3 separate regions of the Mus musculus genome follow, and regions 2 and 3 are each linked to region 1. Evidence: chromatin loops called from intact Hi-C (ENCODE). Cell type or tissue: left cerebral cortex. All regions are shown on one strand.

Region 1 (8,000 bases):
CAAGAGAACACAGGGCTGGAGAAAAGGCTCAGAGTATAAGACACTTGCCATGCAAACCCAAGGACCACACCCTAGCACTCACATAAAAGGTATGTCTTTAGGGTGACCTGCCTGTAATTCCAGCATTTACTCTAGAGTCCAAGTTAGGGGATTATTGGGGCAAACTGGTGAGGTAGATTAGCCAAATCAGCAAGTTGACTTCAAGAAAAAACTACCCCTTAGTAAATACAATGGCAAACAATCAATGTAGACACCCCATGTCAACCTCTGGCCTTCATATGTGTATATACACACACACATGTATATTCACAAATACATATGCTCATGCAAACATAAACACATACATCACACACACAGACACAAAACTTTGAAAAAAGAACTTCTGGCGGGGCAGTGGTGGCTCATGCCTTTAATCCCAGTAACTCAAGTGGCATAGGCAGGTGGATTTCTAAGTTCGAGGCCAGCCTGGTCTACAGTGTGCGTTCCAGGACAATCATGGCTACTCAGAGAAACCCTGCCTCAGAAAACCAAAAAAAAAAAAAAAAAAAAAAAAGCCGGCGTGGTAGCACTTGTCTTTAATCCCAGCACTCGGGAGGCAGAGGCAGGGGGATTTCTGAGTTCGAGGCCAGCCTGGTCTATAAAGTGAGTTCCAGGACAGCCAGGGCTACACAGAGAAACCCTGTCTCGGAAAAACAAAAACAAAAACCAAAAGAACCTTCTGGAGAGACAGCTCTGCTGTTAAGAGTCCATGCAGATTTCTTAGGGACCGCAGTTCCCTAGTTTCCAGCATTAGCGTTAGGTGGATCACAAGCGCCTGTAACTCCAGTTCCAGGGAGCCAATGCTCTTTTCTAGACTCAGCCGGCACCTGTACCCTTGGTCACATACTCCACCCCCTACATACACACATATACATAATTACATCTCTGGGTGGTGAGATGACAGATAGAGGCACCTGATGGCAAGATGGGGAAACTAAGCTTGATCTCTAGGACTCACACAATGGACAGAGAACTGACTCTCAAAGTTCTCCTCTAACTTCCACACAGACTCCATTGTATTATGTGTGCACATTTACAAAATAAATACATGTAAAATGTAAAAAGAGGGAGTAGGAAGAAGATAAGACAGCAAGCTAGTAAGGGGGTGGGAGGCTTAGAAACAGTAATTTCTGACACTCTTACCTGGGAACCCAGCCAGCAGCCTCAGCTATGTGAGTCTGAGTGACCATTGCGGGTGCAGGGGTATATGGATTCCCAATCAGAACACTTCCTGAATTGGCAATTCTCTGCGGTGTGCTTATAATCTGTAAAGTTGGTAACAAGAAAATAAAATTTTATTCAAGCCTTTAATTCCAGCCCTGGGGAAGCAGAGGCAGGAGGATTTCTGTGAGCCTGAGGCTAGTCTGATCTAGAATTCCAGGCCAGCTAGGGCTACATAGTGAGACCCTGTCTCAAAAAAATAAGCATATATATTTAAAAGGCAACTTTTTAAAAAGGAAGGGGGAGCTGGAGATGGAGTTAAGAGCACTGGCTGCTCTTCCAGAAGACCTGGTTTTGATTCTCTGTACCCACATGGTGATGGCAGCTCACAACCACCCGTAATTCACCCACTCCAATTCCACGGGTCCAGTGCTCTCTTCTGGCCTCTTCAGGCATCAGGTACACAAATGGTGCATAGACACAAATGCAGGTAAAAGACCCATATAATAGACAGACAGACAGGATGCTTTTGGCTAACATGTGGGGAAGAAGTGCCGTCAAGAGCTCTTAATGATGATCATCTAAGCAATCACTAGTATCTTTGGTTTAATTCTATCTTAGCATCTTAGAACAGCAGTACCCTGACTCCTGACATGATGTCACAGTGTAGATTCAAGTAAGTGATCAGCAATTGAGGATTAACCTGACAACTGACAATTTCTTACTGTCAGAAAAATGAACAGCTTTTTTCCTACGTGGTAAGCACTTTGGGAGCTGGAAAGATGGCACCCTGGTTAAGAGTGCTTGCTGTGTAGCTGTAAGGTCAGGAGTTTGAATCCCATCAAATAATAAGCTGGGCACACCATGCATACTTACCTGTAAGCCCAGTTCTGAGGGAATTAGGGAGAGAGGAACTGTTAGTGCTTCTAGTATAGCTGAAAATATGCATGCTCCAAGTTCAGGGAGATGCCCTGCCTCATGCATTCAAATTAGCAGAGAATATAGCAAGGTAACTGATGCATGTTCCTGGCCTTCAAGCACACATGTATGTAACATGCCCGTACACAAATCAGCTTTTAATCCTAGTACTTGGGAGGCAGAAGTAGGAGGATGTTAGCAAGTTTGAAGCCAATTAGGGCCACCAAATGAGACACTATACTAAAAGCAAGCAAGTAAACCCTCCAACCGGTACCCATAAGAGGGAAACAAAAGCTTCATTTGAAATTGAGTCTACAATTGTAGTAGAGCCTGATTTATGTGACCTAGGAGAACAGTAAAGTAGATCTTCAGAACTCAATATACATACAAAACCACTATACAATCTGGATTGTTATACGATGCAAAATCTAAGTTCCTTGAAAAAGCCAAATGGGGCCTGGAGAGATAGCTCAGCAGTTAAGAGCACTGACTGCTCTTCCGAAGGTCCTGAGTTCAAATCCCAGCAACCACATGGTGGCTCACAACTATCCTAACAAGATCTGATATCTTCTTCTGGCATGTCTGAAAACAGCTACAGTGTACTTACATATAATAAATAAATAAATCTTTTAAAAAAAGAGAGGAGAGGAGAGGAGAGGAGAGGAGAGGAGAGGGGAGGGGAGGGAAGGGGAGGGGAGGGGAGGGGGGAGGGGAGGGGAGGGGAAAGGGGAGAGGGGAGGGGAGGGGAGGGGAGGGGGGGAGGGGAGGGGAGAGGAGGGGAGGGGGGAGGGGAGGGGAGGGGAGGCGGGGAGGGGAGGGGAGGCGAGGCCAAATGTACCTTCTGTACTGATCTGAACTTCAGAATTTCAAGTCAGTGGAGAGTTAGAATGTTACAGATAGAGAGCCAAAATGATATTGGAGTATTTTTGACAGTCATTTATCATCAACCTCTGTATCTGGCTGAACACCCCTTTTGGCTTCTGAGAATCCAGACTTAGAGCCTGAGAAAAACCCCTGTGTTTCCACACACCTCCTGGAGCAGTTTCCTAGCCTGAGAGGCTCTTTTAAGAGGAGGCCCATGAGCTAACTCAGCTGGCGGGTACTGGAGCCTCAGAGCATCTCCCAAGCACAACAGGGTTCCAGAGAAGGGTTGGAAAGCATGAAAACGAGAGCTAGGCAGCCAGTGGGGAAAACACAGCCTGAAGCAGTTCGGAGTCAGACAAAGAGAGGGACTGACCAAAGGGGTGGAACAAGAAGCTAACAGCCAGTGCAAAGAGTTAGCTGAGTGGCTGGGAGACTTGGCAGGCACCAGCTACAGATACATGGAAATAGAAAAACTGAAAACTCAACAGACTTCATAAGATACTTGGAAAGTCATTAAGAAGAGAAAGATTAAAAAGAAAAATGTCTCCTGCGTTAAAAAATGGAAAACACAATGACACAATGCATCTAGACCCCATCACTTATCAGCATACAAATAATTATTTTTCAATAATAATTGCAATTTTATATATCCCTTTTTTAAAAATCAAAAGAAAGCAAACTTACAAATGGAAAAGATTGAAATATTAAATGCCAGTGTTAGCAATAATAATAAACGGATTGTAAAATCCTCTCAGAAAAAGGATCTTTGGAGGAACCCAATCCAAAGCCTACAGAGCCACCTTGTGACAAGATTGCAGAATGCCAACCTATTAAATTCCTAAATAAAGAGACTATGCTGAGTTAAGAATAAAGATTATGTTCAGAACAATGTCATACAATAGATTATATATTTCATTTTATAGAGTTTGGAGAATTAATATATGTATATATTTTAATACATCAAACAATTGGTAGTCAAGATTTTGATGTTTCTGCCTTGAATTCTAAAAAGGCTGATTGTGAGACTGCACATTTATTAGAGATGGTGGCTATCTTGGAAATCCTTTACAGACTAAAGTTGATGGTACTTTAATATATGTATTCTTAGAATACGATATTTTAGATATTATGGCAGAAAATATATTACTGGCATATCTCATAATCCTACAAGTTGGACAATTGTGAAAGGATTTAGCTATACTTCAAAGGAGTAAAACACAAGAGCTACTGAGAGACATTGGGCTATGGGGAAAAATTGCCGAAATAAACCAACCTATATATTATAAGGATGTCTTTAATGGAAATAAACCAACCTATATATTATAAGGATGTCTTTAATGGAAATAAACCAACCTATATATTATATGGATGTCTTTAATGGAAATAAACCAACCTATATATTATAAGGATGTCTTTAATGGAAGGTAGGAAATACGTTACGTTAGAGAAGAGGTTTTGCCTTGGTTTTAACAGAAGAAAAGCTAGGGGTTCCATCATAATAAAGATTAGATCTGACAGACCTCCTGAAGGTCCCATCCTGCCTATAGCCTATAGCAGGATGGGAGAAACCAAGAAGAATAAAACAGGTAAAGTTTGTGCTGCCTCTGGACGTGGGAACATTTCTGAGACAGGCTGACACATGACAGTGTCTCTGTAAAGCCAACAGATCTTGTTGGCTACAGAATCTTCAGGAATTATTACATGCCATCCTTCAAATGGCATCGATGAAAATTTGTATTACAGGTTGGTTATATAGTTCAAACTAACTTTTGCCTGCTCAAAGAATCACCTTTAACATGCCAAACATGCATTCATGCAAAAATGTGTATTACAGTTAAAAGCTTGTAGGTTCACAGAGACAAACAACCAAACCCCAGTGATGTTAGAGCGGCCCTGACAAGACTCACCCTGAAGGACGCTGAGAAGGATGCTGAGACATATTTATTCCAGCATCCTGCTACTTCCAGCCAAACAGTCAGGACTTCATTTAAGCCCTGCACTTTCCCATCACAGAGGGACTGGACAACAAATGTTACAGCTAGCTTTCTTGAGACTGGCCATGTCCCAATTTTATACAGACTCCTAAAAGGGGCTGACACCCCCAGATTGCAGGAAGCAATTTTAAGAGAATGGCATCTCATTCCCAAAAATTGATGTGGGTGGATTTGGTTACTCAGTGGGAGGATTATTAGTGGTCTTGGTCAGAGAGGTTAGATTCAGGGATTTCTGTTTCTTTCCTCTGTCCGTCTCTCTCTCTCCTATCTAGTGTTAGAGAAAGAGAGAGAAGTTAGAAATAATAGGATAAAGGGGTAGATTGTTGAATCTACTTTTAGACCAAAGAATATTAACGAACCAAATATTTTACATTTGGGAGCCGGGCGTGGTGGCGCACGCCTTTAATCCCAGCACTTGGAGGCAGAGGCAGGTGGATTTCTGAGTTCGAGGCCAGCCTGGTCTACAGAGTGAGTTCCAGGACAGCCAGGGCTACACAGAGAAACCCTGTCTCAAAAAAAAAAAAAATTTACATTTGGTTTGGATTTTGTATATTGATACAGATTAAGGCTATATTTCATTACAACATACTATGAATATATGTTTCAACTCTTGTTTAAGGTGTTGTATCTATGCAATGCTTCAAAATGCAATATTAAGTTCTAGTTTTTTAAAGATGCTATTATAAACTGTTCATGTTAATTAAGAAATCCAAGTGAATAGTTAGTCCATCAAACTTATGGTCATGTTAGGTACGAGCTTATTAGTTAATTAACTGGAGTATTCCATCAGCTTCTTTACTGCTCTGCTCCTACAAGAGGAATCTTCACAAGACTATCCTAAGTACTCTATGTCTCACTTGTACAGCATTGTTACTGAAGAATTATTTTCTGTTATTAGAAGCCTGGAGCTTAGTGTTACTGATATAAAAGACTTTGAAAGAGGATGAGAAAGAAAACATAAGAAAAAACAAGTTTCTTTATTGAGAATAACACTGGATATTAATTAGCAAAATTTATTTTACTTCTCAATATCAAATTGTCACATTTTACACAGCAGTTTCTTGACATTCTCTCTCTCTCTCTCTCTCTCTCTCCCTCCCTCCCTCCCTCCCTCCCTCCCTCCCTCCCAACTTCCCTCTCTCTCCCTCCCTCTCCCTCTCTCTCTCTCTGGCTGGAATTTGCTATGCAGGTCAGGCTAGACTCGAATTCACAGAGATTTGTCTGCCTCTGCCCACATGTCCTGAGATTTTAACATTTTCTGAGTGGACAAACCAGAGAGGTTGAATCTGTAGATTAGATTCTGTAATGGAGTAGAAAAGAATCTGTACTGCAAATTCAAAATGCATATTCTTTAAAACTAGGATAATAACAATATTACTAAGAATCAAAACAAATGCTGGGTATGCTGCCACACACATTCAATCCTAACACTAGAGGCACAGGCAGGGGGATCTCTGTGAGTTCAAGGCAGCCCAGTCTACATACTGAGACTCTGTCTCAAAACCAGAAGAAAAGAAAAGGTAGACATGGACGTGCAGCCCCTGATACCAGCTGCATAGGCGGCTGAGGCAGGGGAAGAGCTTCAGCCCAGGAACTCCCAGCCTGGGTAACAGAGCAACACCTCATCTCAAAGCAAGCAAAACCAAGACAAAACAAATAACAAAACCAAAAACGAAAGAAAAACTCAATCTACCCCCAGTGCAGAAAATAAGTTACATAGATAATGAGTCAAAGCATACTTTACCTCCTTGAACCATAATTTTGAAGTTCCAAATTTAAGTAAGAATTAAAAATATACCTCTAGGAGGAAAATACCTAATAAAAATATATATGTATATTAAAAAAAATTATATATACCTCTACATTGGCAAGAAGGCCATGTTGGGTAAAGGTGCTTGCCACCAAGCCTAATGACCTGAGAGAGTTTAATCCCTGAAAACGCACATGGTAGGAGAGAAATGACTATTGGAGTTGTCTGAGCTCCACACGTGCCTTTTACCTTATTTGGACAGACATGTACACATATGAAAATAAATTAATATGTAAGTGTAAACATACTTCTAACATTCAGCTAAGAAAAGGAAAAGCCATTTTAAATTTTAGAATCAACTATTCTTCATACTCCAAACCTTAGATCTCTTTAATCTTGCCTGTCATTTCTAGGACGACTGATTAGTTAGGCTAGGAAGAATCAAGAGCAACTAAGCATCCCTCCAACAACACAGTTGAAGGACTGCTGCCATCTATGGGTAGAACAGCTGAAAACGTATTTACTCGGAAAAGGAATTTTCATAGTTATCAAGTATTATGTTCAATTGCTGTGACATTTTTGTTTTCACTAAGTGTGTAGTAGTTTCTCTTCTTCTGAACTAAAATAGCCAGGAGTGAAAAGCCATACTAAAGCAAGCATTGCTAAGCTAGCTTCCCAGGTTGAAGGATGGCTCAGCAGTTACTTGCTGCTCTTCCAGAAGACCCAAAGTGGGCTCTCAGCAACATCTTTAACTCCACTCCAGTGGTCCAATGCCTCTTCCAGCCTCCAAGGAGACTGCCACATGATGTAGGTCACACACTCACACAGATACACATGTATACACACAAATAAAAGTAAATCTAAATTAGTTTTTACAACCAATGAAAATTCTTTTCATAAGGACTTTTAAAGGGGGGGAGGGGTTGACGGGGTGGGGGGGAGGGGTTGACGGGGTGGGGGGGAGGAGCTGCCTGCATGCCACAGAATATGGACATCAGAAGACAACTCTCAGGAGTTGGGTCTCTCCTTTCAACCATGTAAGTTCCAGGAATGGATCTTAGATCACAGGCTGGGCAGCAAGTATATCAACCTTCTGAGCACCTTTTTTGAAATATCTAGCTTCCAAGAGTTTTAAAAGGGAAGGGCACAAGAAACAAGACTTTAAGGAGCTGATGAGTCAGGCTGGAGAGATGGCTCAGTGGTTAAGAGCACTGACTGTTCTTCCAGAGGTCCTGAGTTCAATTCCCAACAACCACATGGTGGCTCACTGTTCA
Region 2 (8,000 bases), 530 kb before region 1:
GATATAATCTGCCATGGTGGAGACAGAACGGTAGGGGGAGTTCTTTGTTGGCCATGGCATCAAAAACACCAGTATGCTTGCTCACATGTTCATACATTAGGTATACGACCATATCTAGAAGAGCTATGAGCAATTAATAACTAATAAGAGAGGGAAAACCAATCTTTTCCGGAGATGGGTCCTCTAATTGGTTGTCCAATACTATGTGATCAGCCCTAAAAACATAATATATTAACAACCTAAATGGACTCAGCAGGTTGTGTTTATGTATTTATTCGTGTGTGAGTGTGCATTGTGTGTGTGTGTGTGTGTGTGTGTGCATGTATGTGTGGTGTTTATGTGTATGTGCATGTGTTCACATGTGTGTGTATGTGTGTGAGTGTATGTTTACATACATGTGTGTGCATGTGTGTGTGTTTGTGTGTATGTGCATGTGTGTGTGTGAGTGTGTGTGCATGTGTGTGAGTGTGCGTGTGTGTGTGAGTGTATGTTTACATACATATGTGTGTGTGTGCGCATGTGTGTGTGTGCATAAAGTGAATAAATACACTGGAAAATAATCCCGAGCAACAGCTTCCAAAGTGAAGTTCAGCCTTACAGGGATGAAGCAATCTGAGTTTCAGCCTCAGCCTCAGTTTCTCCCACTGTGCTCTCTCCATACACTTGAGACGGCGGGTGTGGATGGGCTTTTCTGCCACACAGAACAAGCAATCGATTCTGCAGCCGGATGCCTTCCGGTTCAGTCCTGAGACACGTATGTACCTATGGTGTCAGACCCCTCAGGTTGAACACTCAGAACTGTCACACACGACTGCGCTTGAGTTGGCAGGTTTTACCTGGGCCTCTTGACCAAACTGGCCATGAATTTAGGTCTACCCACACCCATCCCCTGGGCTCAATTTGCTTGAGTCATCACAGAGCTTTAGGGAAACACTAGTTTATTACAAGGGATGCTGCAGAGGAAGAGATGTATATGGTGTGGGGGAGGGGCACAGAGCTTCCAATACTGTCTTGCTGAGCCACGGTCCATTAATTTCTTGCATCTAGCTGCCCAGCTCTCCACACTCTGTCTGTTAGGTTTTTATGAAGATTTCATTGCATAGGCATAATTGATTATGTCTTTGGCTACTGGTGATCAATATGACTACGACATCCCTCCCATCTCTGAAGGTTGAGTGATGGGGGTGAAAGTTCCACCCTCTGAGCATGCCGTGGTCTTCCCACCAAACAACCCTCAACTTGGAGCTATCTGGAGACTACCTGCATCAGGATACTTATTGTAGCATGCAAAAGAAATGATTTTAGAAAGCCTAAGGATTTTATAGGGAAATGGACCAACATCAGATATGTCTCGATATACATCTTCTGGAAGCAGTACTTTGAACTGTTGGACAAACATGGCTCTGAAATTTTCTATGGGGATGTTCAAATATTAAAAAATAGGAACAAGATCATTCTAGATCTTTTGTTCCAGGACTTGATTTTAAGGGTATATTTTTTAGGGGGCTGGCAAGATGGCTTAGTGGATATAAGCACTTGATGCTCTTCCAGAGGACCTCAGTTCAATTCCAAGCACCCACATGATCACAACTCTGGTTTGGGGGATCTGACACCCTCTGACCTCTGTGGGTACCAGGCACACAAATGGTAAACATATATTCATCCTAGGAAACACAAAAATAAAATTGATTGATAAATTTTGTTTTGTTTTTTGAAATAAGGTTTCTCTGTGTTTCTGGAACTTGATCTGTAAACCAGGCTGGCCTTAAACTCACAGAAATTCACCTGCCTTTGTCTCCTGAGTGCTAGAAAAATTTTTTAAAGAATGTATTTTTATTAAATTGCTTCCTTTAGCATCAACTTAGAAGTTTTTCTCATTAATTTCTTCAGCAGTATGTCTTGTAGATATTTCCATCTTGAGATGTGTAGATAGAGACAGACAGCTCATTTTATAAAATACAGAATAGACTAGTATATTTTATAGAAACAACAAAAATTAAATTTTATAGAACATAGATATTCTTTTTATATTCTTTTTTAAAACACATTTTATTTATCTTTTTATGTGTGACATGTTTATGTGTGTACATTTGTGTCAGTACAGGTTCAAGAGTGTCATGACAGACTTTTTTTTTAGCTTTTTTGTTTTGTTTTGTTTTTTCGAGACAGGGTTTCTCTGTATAGCCCTGCTGTCCTGGAACTCACTCTGTAGACCAGGCTGGCCTCTAACTCAGAAATCCGCCTGTCTCTGCCTCCCGAGTGCTGGGATTAAAGGTGTGCACCACCACGCCCGGCCCTTTTTAGCTGTTTTTAAAACGTTTTTAGGGCTGAAGAGACAGCTCAGCAGTTAAGAGCACTGACTGCTCTTCCAGAGGTCCTGAGTTCAATTCCCAGCAACCAACCACATGGTGGCTCACAACCATCTGTAATGGGATCACATGCCCTCTTCTGGTGTGTCTGAAGACAGCAACAGTGTACTCATATAAATAAAATAAATAATTCAAAAATAAATAAAAACATTCTTATTCTTTGAGAATTTCATATAAAACATTTTTTACCATATGCAGCCCCATCTTCCAACTTGTCCAGATTCATTTCTGCCTCCTACTCAACTTCATGTTCCACCCCCACACACACATACACAGACCCCTACCCCCTCGCCCCCCCCCCCCAGGCCCCTTTCTCGGCTCCTTGCCTCTCCTTTCTCCCTGTGCTGGAACTGCAAGTGGCCGTTACCACGCTGGGCTGAGCATTCTTTGTCAAGCTTCGCTTTGAACAGACTTAACAAACTCAACTATATGCTATTGGAATTAGAGTTTACTCGTTTTAGTGCCAGGAATCGAACCCAGGGCCTCGCACATGCTAGGTAAGCACTCTGCCACTAAGCCACATCCACAACCGTGTTCCTCTTTCAAAAGAGGAGCTCAGTGATGTGCCCAGGTGGCCTTAGCCTCCCATCAGACCGTAACCTCAAGGTCCTCCTGCCTCAGCCTCCTGAGTACAGGCCTGTGCTGCTGGCCTGGTGGTAATAATTAGCAATAATAAATGGCTTTCCAAGAAAACTACTAAACACCTGATCGAAGGTCTTTCATCATAGGCTCAGCAGAATTAGACTTGGAAGAAGTCTTCGGTAAATCCCTTTTTCAGAACCCAAGAACTAGGACAGGAAAGGTGGGGATACACGCCTCGCTGAATCTTCAGAAAGCCCCTCGAGGCGGGTTCAGCATCCCAGGCTGGGTAGGTCACCCTGATGTGTTAGATAGAATGTAGCTGCAGATACACAGGGTAAAGTAGTGGCTAGTGGGATGCCAGCCCGATCCTCATGGCTCAAGACTTGCAACTGAGTATCAGGAGTGTAGCCCTGTGTTCACACCTACCAGGAGCTAGCTCAGTCACAAATCTGTCCATGAGGAATCAGCCGAATACACAGGCATGACCAGGCCCTCCTAGCTGCTGAGGCCTGGCTAACAGCTGGGACAGATGAGCATCCGTGAGGAAAGGGTCACCAAGAGGAACAGAACTCCTCAGGGCTGCGGTACCCTCAGCAGGAGGATACCCTTGGGGCTGACTTCAGATGTGTCAGCCGAGTGAGAGTCCTGCCTCCCTACATGGGCTGCGTGAGTCTTCCAAGAGAGGAGAATGCTTTTCTAAATAGTCTGCCTTGAGTCCAGCCTAGGTAGACACAGGGGCTCTGGCCACTCTATTCCCTGGAAGAGACTGAGCGGCCTTAGTAAGGGGCGTTTCCTATGGCCTCTGCAGCAGTCCTACCAGATGTTGTGTTTGGAGAAGGATGTCAGTAAATTAAAAATGGGGGTCGCTGCAGTTACAAATTTAAGTCTAAATGGTTAGGGACTATTCCAGCCATCCTGGCTTATTTTTCTTTAAGTAAAACAATGTAGCGAGCGATAGTGTGTTCAACCACTAGAGGGCAGCATCAAATAAGCTATTGGTCTTTAGGGTTGGGTCTGCCTTATAGAAAAGTAGGTTCGCTTGTGTTTTAAGAAGTCGACAAACTGCCCTTGTTTGCCTGTCATGGAGGAGTTTCCACAGGCAAGCTTTTCCATGCTAACATCTGAGAAAGCCTAAGGCAAAGTAAAACAAGCCAGTGACTCAGGAGTTACACATGAAAACAAATGTATTATATCGTTCACATTTTATAGAAAAGTTTGACTGGGTGATTCACAGAGCTAGCTGGTGTGAAGCAGAATTGGATTAAAGGAACATGTTCTCTTTGTTTGTTTTGTTTGTTTTGTTTTGTTTTTCAAGACAAGGTTTCTCTGTATAGCCCTTGCTATCCTGCAACTCACTCTGTAGACCAAGCTGGCTTCAAACTCAGAGAGCCACCTGCCTCTGCTGGGATTAAAAGCGTGCACCACCGCCTGGCTAGGACCATGTTCTTTTTTTTTTTTTTTTTTTTTTTTTTTAAAATTTTTACTACTTTTATTTTTTTATTTTTTTTTTCCATTTTTTATTAGGTATTTAGCTCATTTACATTTCCAATGCTATACCAAAAGTCCCCCTTACCCACCCACCCCCACTCCCCTACCCACCCACTTCCCCCCTTTGGCCCTGGCGTTCCCCTGTACCGGGGCACACAAAGTCTGCGTGTCCAATGGGCCTCTCTTTCCAGTGATGGCCGACTAGGCCATCTTTTGATACATATGCAGCTAGAGTCAAGAGCTCAGGGGTACTGGTTAGTTCATAATGTTGTTCCACCTATAGGGTTGAAGATCCCTTTAGCTCCTTGGGTACTTTCTCTAGCTCCTCCATTGGGAGCCCTGTGATCCATCCATTAGCTGACTGTGAGCATCCACTTCTGTGTTTGCTAGGCCCCGGCATAGTCTCACAAGAGACAGCTACATCTGGGTCACAAGAGACAGCTACATCTGGGTCACAAGAGACAGCTACATCTGGGTCACAAGAGACAGCTACATCTGGGTCACAAGAGACAGCTAGGACCATGTTCTTAAGCAGGACACCGCATAATAGTCCCCTGAACAATCTGGGTCACTGTTAGGTTTCATGCTACCCAAACCTGATCACCATGGCTTAAGCAATAAAGTCATGTGTCAATCCTTTCAAATGGGTCCAGCATGCTCTCAGGATCTCAGATGCCTGCGGACGTCACACGGGCAGAACAGGGGCTCCTTGATTCCAAGGAAGCAGTGAGTTTATTAGGCACATTGCTGTTCCTGTCAAAGCTGCTTCAATTTAAGTGCATTAATTACTTTTCTATTGCTGAGATCAAGGTAATTTACACAAGGAAGAGTTTATTTGGGGTTTGTCTTAGTCAGGCTTTCTATTCCTGCACAAACATCATGACCAAGAAGCAAGGTGGGGAGGAAAGGGTTTATTCGGCTTACATTTTCCACATTGCTCTTCATCACCAAAGGAAGCCAGGACTGGAACTCAAGCAGGACAGAAAGCAGGAGCTGATGCAGAGGCAATGGACAGATGTTACTTACTGGCTTGCTCCCCCTGCCTTGCTCAACCTGCTCTCTTACAGGACCCAGGACAACCAGCCCAGGAATAGCACCACCCACAAGGGGACCTCCCACCCTTGATCACTAATTGAGAAAATACCTTAATTGAAAATACCTAGATCTCATGGAGGCATTTCCTCAAGGGAGGCTCCTTTCTCTGCGATAACTGCAGCTTGTGTCAAGTTGACACACAGAACCAGCCAGCACAGGTTCCAGGATGTTGGAGCAGAGGTCGCAGGCAGCAGGTGGCCATAACAACAGCCGAGGACTCATATCTTGAACTACAAACAGAAGGCAGACCGGGCAATCAGTAAGCTCACCACTGGCTTTTCAAATCTCAAAGCTTGCCCCTAGACACAACTCCTCCAACAAGACCACATCGCTTAATCCTTCCCAAACAGGTCCATCAACTGGGGACTGCATATTTAAACATACTAGCCTATGGGAGACAATCTAATTCAAGCCAGCACACTGAGGAAGAGTGGGTGCTAACAGAGCTAACAGTGAACATCCTTCCCCCAATCCCCTCCACCAGAGCTGAGGGTGTGTTGGCACTGTGCCACACAGAACCCCCACTTCAGGACTGCTTTCTATACTTGCTGGCAGCACTGGACTCTCAGCCTTTCCAGAACTTGCTCTGAAAGAGAACACCATTGGCCAAAGGACAAACCTCTTTCCCAGGACAGCCACATATACTGACTGGTCAGAACAAGAATGCAATAGCCAGGGAATAACTCAGAGATCCATGCCCAAATCAGAGTTCTTGTGGGGGCAGCAGAGGCCTTGTGACTTTCAAAGTCCAGCATCTGCTTTGTCACCTCCATTTACAGCAGTCACCCCCTGTAAACTTCCTGTGTTCCCTCCAAGGCTGCTTCCTGGGACTGCAGAGGGCGAGCACATTCTAGGTGCCAAGGCATCTACCTGGAGGGATAGGGAACTGCAGTCACTTATAGGAAAGGGAGAGTTTATTTATCACAGATTTCTCTACCATGGGGACATTTATTTACTTATTGTGGAAGCCAAACACAGCCGTACACTCAAGTTCCATCAACAGTGGAGAGAAAATATTTGGGAGTGGGGAGCACTTCTTCTGAGCATATGTAGATGTTTTTCCTTGTCATTATTCCCTAATGTAACACTGCTTATCATCCAGACTGTAGAGGAAGAGTCATCTAGAGATGTAAATATAGAGAAGGACATGTATATATTACAGACAAATGTAAAACCATCTCCTATGAGATTTGAGCGTCATCACATTGTGGCATCTGGGCTATGGAGGATCTTACAACCAATCCAATATGTATAATGATTACTTGCCTTGCAACCAATCCCCCATAGTTATTGTACAATGACTATTGATCTCGCAGCCAATATGTATAATGACTATACATACAAATTAAGCACTAGAAAATTTTAATTGTGGACAGTTCAAGGGTAATGGCAGAAAGGTTGTTATACCAAAACTTACCATTTACTGAATATCTACCATTGGCTAGAAGCCTTCCACTGCCATAGACTGTACAATCTCACAAAATAAATAACCATTAATTAGCCGAAAAAAGAGAAGGTCCAAATTAATAAAATTAAAAATGAACAGAGACACAAAATAAATCCAGAAAATTACAAATGCGTACTTTTAAAATTGGAAAACATTAAAGAAGTGAATGAACTTTTAACTGCATCTGACTGACCCAAGTTAAACCGAGATAAGATCAATCATTTCAACAGACCTGGACCCAGGAAGGAGATCAAAGCAATAGTAAGAGCTTTCCCAACAACAACAAACCCCCCGGGTCCAGATGTATTCACAGCAGACATCTATGAGATCTTAAAACAAGAACTATAAGCCCTGCTTTCCAAGCCTGTCCATAAAATGGAAATAGAACTAAAACTTACAAACTTTCTCTTTTGTTCTGAGATAGGGTTCCTCCATATATCCCTGGTTGTAGACCAGGCTGGCCTGGAACTCAAAGAGATCTGTCTGTGTCTGCCTCCTTCAGTGCTGGGACTAAAGGCGTGCACCACTACCACCCCACTTCAAACTTCCTTTTTAAAGCCAGTATTATGCTAGCACTAAAATAAGATAAAGACAAAAGAAAGAAAGGAATGATAGAAAGAAAAACTTTAGGTCAATATCCCTGAAGAACACAGATACAAAGAACATAATGCAAAATACTTGCAAGCTCCTTAGTTAAGGTTTTATTATTGCTGTGAAGAGACGCCATGACCAAGGCAACTCTTATTAAGGCAAGCATTTAATTGGGCCTGGCTTACAGTTTCAGAGGTTCAGTCCACTATCATGACAGCAGGAAGCAAGGCAACATGCAGCAGACTTGGTGCTGGAAGAACCAAAAGTTCTACATCCTGATGTGAAGGCAGCCAGGAGGATACTGCGTCTCACGGGCCAGACTTGAGCATCTATATGAGACCTCAAAGTCCTGCCTCCGAGGTGACACACTTCCTTTAACAAGACCACACCTCCTAATACTGCCTCTTTCTGTGGGCCAAGCATATTTA
Region 3 (8,000 bases), 210 kb before region 1:
CCCCAGGAACAGGGGGATTACATATGCTTGTGAGCCAGCAAGTAGGAGCTAGGAACTGCACCTGAGTCCTCTGCAAGAGCAACAAGCGCTCTTAACCACTGAGCCATCTCTCCAGCCCCAGTATCCTGTTTTAATCCATCTAGTCTGAAGAACATGGATAGATCTGGAAGCTGAAGGTGTTAGAGTCCTCGACACATGACTTCCTTGAGAGCTAGGAAGAGTCTGGTAGTGCTACATAGGGCTGGCTTCAGTTCCATCCACCAAGTCAGCGGAGAGTGTGTAGACTGAGCAGCAGAGTCAATGTTAAAGTTGAGTTAACCCGAAGCGAAAGGTCAAGCCCTCATAGGCGTTAACAATTCAGGAGTGATCTCTTGATGATAACATTATAATTTATATCAGAGCATCAGTTAACTTTCCTTCAGTCCCTGTGGTACTGAATGTGCCTTCAGGAAATGACTGCTCTGTCTTCACTGCAACCTCCAAGACAGGTCACACAGCCCCTCTCAGGCCAGGTTACAGACAGAAAGTGAGGTCCACAAGGGCCCATGGCTTGCTCATGATCTCATGATCAAGGAAAGGGCAGAGGTGAGCCAAGGACTCCTGAAAACCAGCCAACAGAACACCACCAGGATCTTCAATGACCTACCAAGAAATCAGGAAAATCCAACAGCCACCACATCCTTAACATTCCTGGTCTCGGCTGATCTCAGATAACTAAGGAGAATCAGCCCAGAGTTGTTGGGTAGGAGAAGAATAATGGTTTTATTTTCACAAAGCTAGATCCATTGGATTTCAAAGTCTTTATTCTCAGACTTGCCTTTCTTAATTGTATGTGAAAATATTTGTCTGTTTATAATGTTGCCTGGTAAGCCTGACATCCCAGGATTTAGGAGGCAGAGGCGGGATGATCTCTATGAGTTTGAGGCCAGCCTGGTCTACAGAGCAAGTTCTAGGACAGCCTGGACTACGTAGAGACCCTATACCAAAAATAAATAAATAAATAAAGATCACCAGGTCAGAGTTGTCATTTATTTGACAGACTGAAAGTTATCAAGTCCTTGTCAATCTCTCCCATTGCTTTGGCTTCTTTTATTTATGTATTTATTTATTTATTTTTGATTTTTTTGAGACAGGGTTTCTCTGTGTAGCCCTGGCTGTCCTGGAACTCACTCTGTAGACCAGGCTGGCCTCGAACTCAGAAATCTGCCTGCCTCTGCCTCCCAAGTGCTTGGATTAAAGGCGTGTGCCACCACGCCCAGCTTTGCTTTGACTTCTTACTGGTATATAAAGTATAAATGACTATGAAGTCTTATAAGATGGAGGTAATTTTCTGAAATTAGGGTTGCCTTCCTTTGAGGGACCGTGAGCCGTGCTGGGCTCAAAGCCTTTTCGTTTCATCCTTTTCTCTTTGCAGCTTGATCAAATACTCAACTCACTTAAGAGAGATGGACCTTGGGAACAATGTCCTGGGAGAAACGGCTGCAGTGGACATCCTGGAAGCACTGAGAGTCAGGAAGACGGGTGAGGTTTCATGCCCTTCCCTCAGGCCCTGAACCAGTCGCAAGTGTCTCGATGTTGTTGTCTCTTGGTGTTTAAATAAGAAATCTCATCTGTGAATTGTCGCAGGCTAGCTACCACTGTGCCAACATGCTGAGACTCGTACAGAGCTCAAGAACGTTTGCAATGCTGTGTGTACCCTTGGATCATTTGAGTAATGATTTCTAGGCAATCTACTCACAGCCTCTGAAGTAGCTGGTTTACAGCATGCCTCCCAGCGCAGCTGGGTTTTACTGTTTTTTTGTTTGTTTGTTTGTTTGTTTGTTTGTTTTCGCTTTTTATGAATTTTTTCTCTGTTGCTTTTGGGTTTTTTTTTTTCTTTCTTATTCTCCAAGAAAGTTTTCTCCTGTTCTCTAGTCTCCTCTCAACCCAACCTAAAGTACAAAAATCAACTGTAAAACGGAAGTAACAACCATGCTAAGACCATAGTTGAGCCACACTGGAGAGCTGAGACTGGAGCCTTTCACGTTGGAGGCCATCCTGGGCTATCTAAGGATACCATGAAGAGTGTGGGGGAGGGGGAGAAGAAGGGGGGAGAAGGGGAGGGACGGAGGGGAGGAGGAGGTAGCACATGAGCAAGGATCACAGGGAACTTCTAAGTCACTGAAGTCTAAGTCTCTAAGTCTGGCTCTAGCTGGCAGGCAGTGCTGAGTGTCCTATGGCCGTGTAACCCTTCGAAAAGGAGAGAAGGGAGGTCACTTAACAGTGACCACCCCTAGCCTCTCTTTTAGTATGCATCGCCAGAACTGGTGACAGCTCTTCTAGCTGCTTCTACAGGGGAGAGCAAGAAATGCCATTTTCAATGCAGCTTGATGTAAGACATGGACAGATTTTAAAGTGAGAGGGAGGAGGACTCAGTTCTGGGTCAGGCTGAGTGGGGGAGAGTTCAGCAGCGCCAGCATGCTGTCATTTCTCCAGTAAAAAGGTCAGAGGTCACATTTTTCCTTCCCCGGCAGTGTTGTAAAAGAGGGTCACAGGAGTGTGGTCTGCTGTGCTGCTCCACCTCAAACCAAAGCCATGCATCTTTAATGACCAATTAAATGACTCTAAGATTTTTTTTTCAATTATCCTTTTCTTTTAGAGGAACAGAACACCCACTTCTTGTTCCATTAGAGCAGGCATGAGGTCCAGCAGGATAATTCTGTTAAACCTGACTGTAAGTGCGATAAGCGCTTTGGTTTTCCTGGTGCCGACGCCACCCCTTCATCCTACCTGGTAGTAAAAACCCATTATTGGGCTGCTGGCAATCTCCACAGCATTAGTGCAGGGAGCGTAAGGACAGACAGCCTCTGGTGACAGGATGGGAAGTGATTTTTCACTCAGTACCTCTCTGGGATGGAAAACGTCTTCCACGCTTAGTAAATGGCTCAATTTACATAAATGAGAGGCTAATTATGGCGCGCCCACCTGAAAATGAAAGTACTCATTTAAACAGCATTAAAAAGCAATCTATGGCTTAGGAAATCAGCAGTTTTGAAACTTAGTCTAAGTGTGCATCGTGAGTAGCCTTAATGCGTGTATGTCATGAGCTAGAGTCATTATGGGCTGTTTCTGACGGAGCACTTTAATTATGTTTGAACACAGTGAAGAGTCTTCAAAAAAAGGGGGGGTAGCTGCTAAGATTTTACAGGGTGACTCACTTGGACTTTAACCCTAAAGGCATCGTTTTAAACCTTAAAAGACAATGGAAACACTAATTATAAAAAATAATGTTCTTCCAGTGTTTTCTCTCTTCCTACCATTTATTTGCAAGTCAACAATTTCTAATTCTCCTTTCACGAAATCAGAATAACTTACTTACTTGGTAACAAGTGAGTTTGGTTTGCTTATGCCTTTTTCTTTCCCTCCCTCATCTTCTCCTCTTCCTCTAGTTGAGGTCTTGATTTTTTTTTTTTTTTTTTTTTTTGAGACAGGATCTCTGTAGCCCAGGGTGACCTTGAGCTGGCTATATATGTTTGTATGTAATTGAGGCTAGTCTTCCTGCTTCAGCCTCTGGAGTCCAAAGACTGCAGATGAGTACCAACCATGCCCGGCTTTAGCAAGGAGCCAACTCTAATGATGGAATTCGGACCATCCGAGCAGCCCTGAACAGCGTTAGCCGTTCTCCTCATTCTTGCTTATTCTCTCTGCCCAGGTAAACTACCACCCTTAAAAGTTACAGTCACTCCCCGGATCTCTTCGGACACCTTCAGATCTATCTGGAAACTTAGCAAGAAATCTAATAGGAGGCGTAAAAAGAAGAAAAAGGTAAAATCTTCAGCGTCTGCACAGTTGAGTAGCAGCCACCAGGGGGCGCAAGATGAAGCGTGGGCCTCAGTGGAAATTAATGGCGCCTTCGATCCCAGAGTTTAGGGTCTAGGCCATCCTCCCCTAACCCACAGTCAAACGGATGATGGCTGTGTCACGAGGCAAGCAGTAAGACAACATCATCTCTCAAACATTAGTGAAAACTGCCTCAGCTCCTCTGCCCTGCTGAATTCGTGTTCCTGCAGGCCTGCTGCGGGTCTGCCAGGAGCCTCATGTCTGCTCTTAGGTGCCAGGGCTGCCCGGAGGAAGAAGAGGATTTGCATATGCTTACTCTCCACTGCGTAAAACTGAACTTTCTTTTTTAATGGGGCAAATATTTAATAGCACTGTTACGAAATGAGCTGTTTACAAGTAATAGGTAGAGGACTTTTGATACAGAAATTTAGAAGTGTGCACATGCATTTAAAAACCTAGACTGCGGGCTGGCGAGATGGCTCAGGAGGTAAGAGCACTGACTGCTCTTCCAGAAGTCCTGAGTTCAAATCCCAGCAACCACATGGTGGCTCACAACCACCTGTAATGAAATCTGATGCCCTCTTCTGGTGCGTCCAAAGACAGCTACAGTGTACTTATGTATAATAATAAATAAATCTTAAAAAAGCAAAAACAAAAACCTAGACTGCTGTACACCAAAATATCAGCATTGTTACTACCATCCAATGAGTAAATATTCTCCCCACCCGGGCTTGTATGTGTGTCGTCTATTTAGTTAGTTAGTTTTGAGGCTTGGTCTTACTCTGTATATCAGACTGGCAGACTGGGCTTAAACTTCTGGCAATCCTTTGTCTCCTTGAGATTACAGGCGTGAGCTACCATGCCTTTTTTGTTGTTGATGTTGTTGTTGTTTTGTTTTGCTTTGTTTTCTTCTTTATGTATTTTTTAAACACAACTATTTCTGACCCAGAACATAGTGGCTCATACCATCATCCTAATATTACTTGAGACGCTGAGGCAAGAGAATTGCCACAAGTTCAAGGCCAGCCTGGGCTATCTAGTGAGTTCAGGCCAATCTGGTACACAATGTGAAACTGCCTCAAAAACTAAAACAGAAGTAGTCCACAGTTGTAGAGAGAGAGAGAGGATGAGGAGCTAGAGAGACTCTAAATGCCGGCAGCGCAAACCCACTAAGCCAACCCGGGCACCAGCCGTCAGGTCGGAACACAAAAAGCAGGGCATGCAGGCAGGTGTCAAGCCCGTGACGGAATGAATGTCACAGACACTGCTGCCTGCCTGCGTTTGCTGTCCTCTGAGTAGTCACGTTTATTGGGTAAACCAACATTAGCCAGCTCAGTAGGAAGTGTTGCTCCGGGCTTTGCTTTTGAATTGCTGGAAAGTATAACTAGTTTGCAGCTGTATCCCACCCAAAGCTAGCTGGAAGTCATTTGCTCTTACAACTCATGGCTATGTTTCTGACCTCTGCTCATTTTAAAGAGCCACTGCCTATGTATTTTGTTTTATTAGCCCAGATCTAGAAAAGGTCGTTATCCCTCATAAAGAAACTTAGGGCAATGTGTGCTGCGCAATGTCTCAGGACAGGTGCTAAGTGCATTGATGAGAGACTTCTGAGTTCTCCGAAGTAATAGAAGCACCCCAATAAAAACACTAATTAAACACAATTAAAATCGATAACACCAATTAAATGCATTAAGATGAATATCATTGCCCTGTTCTCTCTCTCTCTCTCTCTTCCTTTCTTTCTCTCCCCCTTCCCTCCCCACCCCCCCAGCTCATAGAAACCTACCTGCTCCTGCCTCCCTTGTGCTGGGATTACAGCTGTGCGTTTTGCTCTGACCTCTCTCTTTCTTAATTGCTTTTTTTAAAAAAAGATTTATTATATGTAAGTACACTGTAGCTGTCTTCAGACACTCCAGAAGAGGGCATCAAACCCCATGATGGATGGTTGTGAGCCACCATGTGGTTGCTGGGATTTGAACTCAGGACCTCTGGAAGAGCAGTCAGTGCTCTTAAGCATTGAGCCATCTCTCCAGCCCTCTTAATTGCTTTTTGCTGACTTACCAGAGAACAGAAAATTCCTGTATACCACCAGGACACTCAACAGTCTCAATCAGACCTTCCTCCCACAGCGTTAAGACTGCCAAGTAACAAAACTACACAACCCTCATCCACTTAGGAAGTCCCAGACTGAGCCTCAGAAATCCAAATAAATGAGATGAGAAAGGCTCATTGTTTTAAAACCAGTCAGAGCCAGCGTGGTGTTGGCGACATACACCTTTATTTAGTCCTAGCACTCGGGAGGTAGAGGCAGAAGGATCTCTGTGAGTTTGAGGCCAGTCTGGTCTACAGAGCAAGGTCTAGGATAGTCAGGAGACTACATAGAGAAAGTGGTATCGCCAGGCGTGGTGGCACACGCCTTTAATCCCAGCACTCGGGAGGCAGAGGCAGGTGGGTTTCTGAGTTCGAGGCCAGCCTGGTCTATAAAGTGAGTTCCAGGACAGCCAGGGCTACACAGAGAAACCCTGTCTCAAAAAAAAACCAAAAAGAAAAAAAAAAAAAGAAAGAAAGTGGTGTCACTTATAATCCCAGAGCTGGGGAGGTGGAGACAGAAGCTTCCTGGGGCTCCCTGGACAGTGAGCCTAGCCTGGTCCTAGTGAGGTACTCTGTCTCAGAGGGGGGGGAGGGTAGGGACTGGGGATGGGAGGACGGGGTAGAGGAGAGAACATGAGGAGGATCACTAACACCAAAGGACTTTTGGAAAAGTCGTATTTAAAAACCTCCTAGAAGTTTCCTAAAATATATTCATATACATATATAAAGAGTTTAAACGGACTAACTCTATAATGGGCCAACAATGTCCCCAGACACCACAGACAACAAACACAAAGTCCAGTGCCCAAAAAGGTTACTTTTGGAGTCATTGGCCAGGGAACTCCCATAGACCCTCAGTGTTATGGATTATTAGTTGCCCTCCAGAGCTCGATCATAAGACCCTGTTGCTGACAACATCACTTTATTTGAGTCATTAGAACTTGGAGAAATCAAGCTAGTACTGGCCCAGAGGTATTATCCCTACTGGACGACAGAGCAGTCATCACTCTCACTCAGCTGTGAACCTTCCCAGCTATGATAATGGCAAGACATACCCACAAGTGTCATGGGAGTGAGTGATTGGACTTAAAGCCCACCCAACAAGATGAGTCCCATGCTTGGCACCATGACTGGGGCCAAGAACCTGTGAATAAGTGAGCCGGTTTTCTTTAAAGGTGTGGCCCCTGGTAAGTGGACCGTGTTCCAATGGATGGCCCCACACCCAAGAGTATGCAGGCAGCAGAAACGGGTTCCCATAAGAAACGGGTTCCCATAAGAAATGGGTTCCCATAAGAAATGGGTTCCCATAAGAAACGGGTTCCCGGGCTGGTGAGATGGCTCAGTGGGTTAGAGCACCCGACTGCTCTTCCGAAGGTCCAGAGTTCAAATCCCAGCAACCACATGGTGGCTCACAACCATCCGTAACAAGATCTGACTCCCTCTTCTGGAGTGTCTGAAGACAGCTACAGTGTACTTACATATAATAAATAAATAAATCTTAAAAAAAAAAAAAAAAAAAAGAAACGGGTTCCCATAAGAAACGGGTTCCCATAAGTGGATAGGGAAGAAGAATGGACCTGAAAGGAGTTGGGGGAAGGAATGGATATGATCAAAATGTACTGAACGAAATCTCAGAGAACCTAAAAACTCATCAAGGTAGATAGATCCCGGGGAATTACAGCTGACATATATACGCACATGTACACCCAGACCACTTGAATATGTACATGTAGAGATAAATAAATGAATAAATAAGTAAGACCAGACATATTCAGATGTGCTACCTTGATCATCTCTCAAAGGTCTTTGTCCTTTTATGATACGGTGTTTTCAGGGATGCCGCAGACCCTCTGTATCCCTTTGTCTGCGTGGAACGGGTCTCTGGGGCAGGTGGGCAAAGAGTGGGATGGAATGACAGACAGATGCACACAGGAGAGGTTGTGTAGAATCTGAATGTAATTTGTCAAATCGAGCATCAAACCTTTTATACAGAAGACAATAAGGAAGCTGGGTGACACACCAGCTAGGTACAAAGAGGTTACTGGATTCTTACACAAAACAGAGGAATACAAACACAGAAGGTCTAACAG

Evidence for each region. A loop is a pair of places that touch in the nucleus more often than their neighbours do. Peaks named below come from ENCODE experiments on the same cell type or tissue, not always from the same donor. Only the 100,000 strongest peaks of a DNase experiment are listed, where the experiment ranks them.
Region 2: it touches region 1 in a loop (4-fold over the local background); 8 of 42 quality-filtered maps call a loop at or near these places.
Region 3: it touches region 1 in a loop (3-fold over the local background); 19 of 42 quality-filtered maps call a loop at or near these places.

The regions. Positions count from the first base shown.
Region 1 is chr9:96,280,905-96,288,904 of GRCm38, reverse strand. It overlaps Tfdp2 (transcription factor Dp 2), which reads right to left. Exons shown (of 13, transcript NM_001184706.1): 5 at 1,183-1,304. Gm39408 (a long non-coding RNA gene) reads right to left here and starts at 5,412. Exons shown (of 2, transcript XR_871038.1): 1 at 4,296-5,412; 2 at 3,636-4,255. In left cerebral cortex, CTCF peaks have their summits at 3,783 (motif pointing left) and 7,220; a DNase peak (open chromatin) is centred at 3,787.
Region 2 is chr9:96,814,671-96,822,670 of GRCm38, reverse strand. No RefSeq gene overlaps it. Among named protein-coding and RNA genes, the nearest start is that of C430002N11Rik, 53 kb to the right of the region's middle. In left cerebral cortex, CTCF peaks have their summits at 35, 2,468 (motif pointing left) and 3,917 (motif pointing right); DNase peaks (open chromatin) are centred at 849 and 3,938.
Region 3 is chr9:96,487,876-96,495,875 of GRCm38, reverse strand. It overlaps Gm28729 (predicted gene 28729), which reads left to right. Exons shown (of 11, transcript NM_001370882.1): 9 at 1,415-1,521; 10 at 3,692-3,804. Among named protein-coding and RNA genes, the nearest start is that of Rnf7, 13 kb to the right of the region's middle. In left cerebral cortex, a CTCF peak has its summit at 3,837 (motif pointing right); a DNase peak (open chromatin) is centred at 3,839.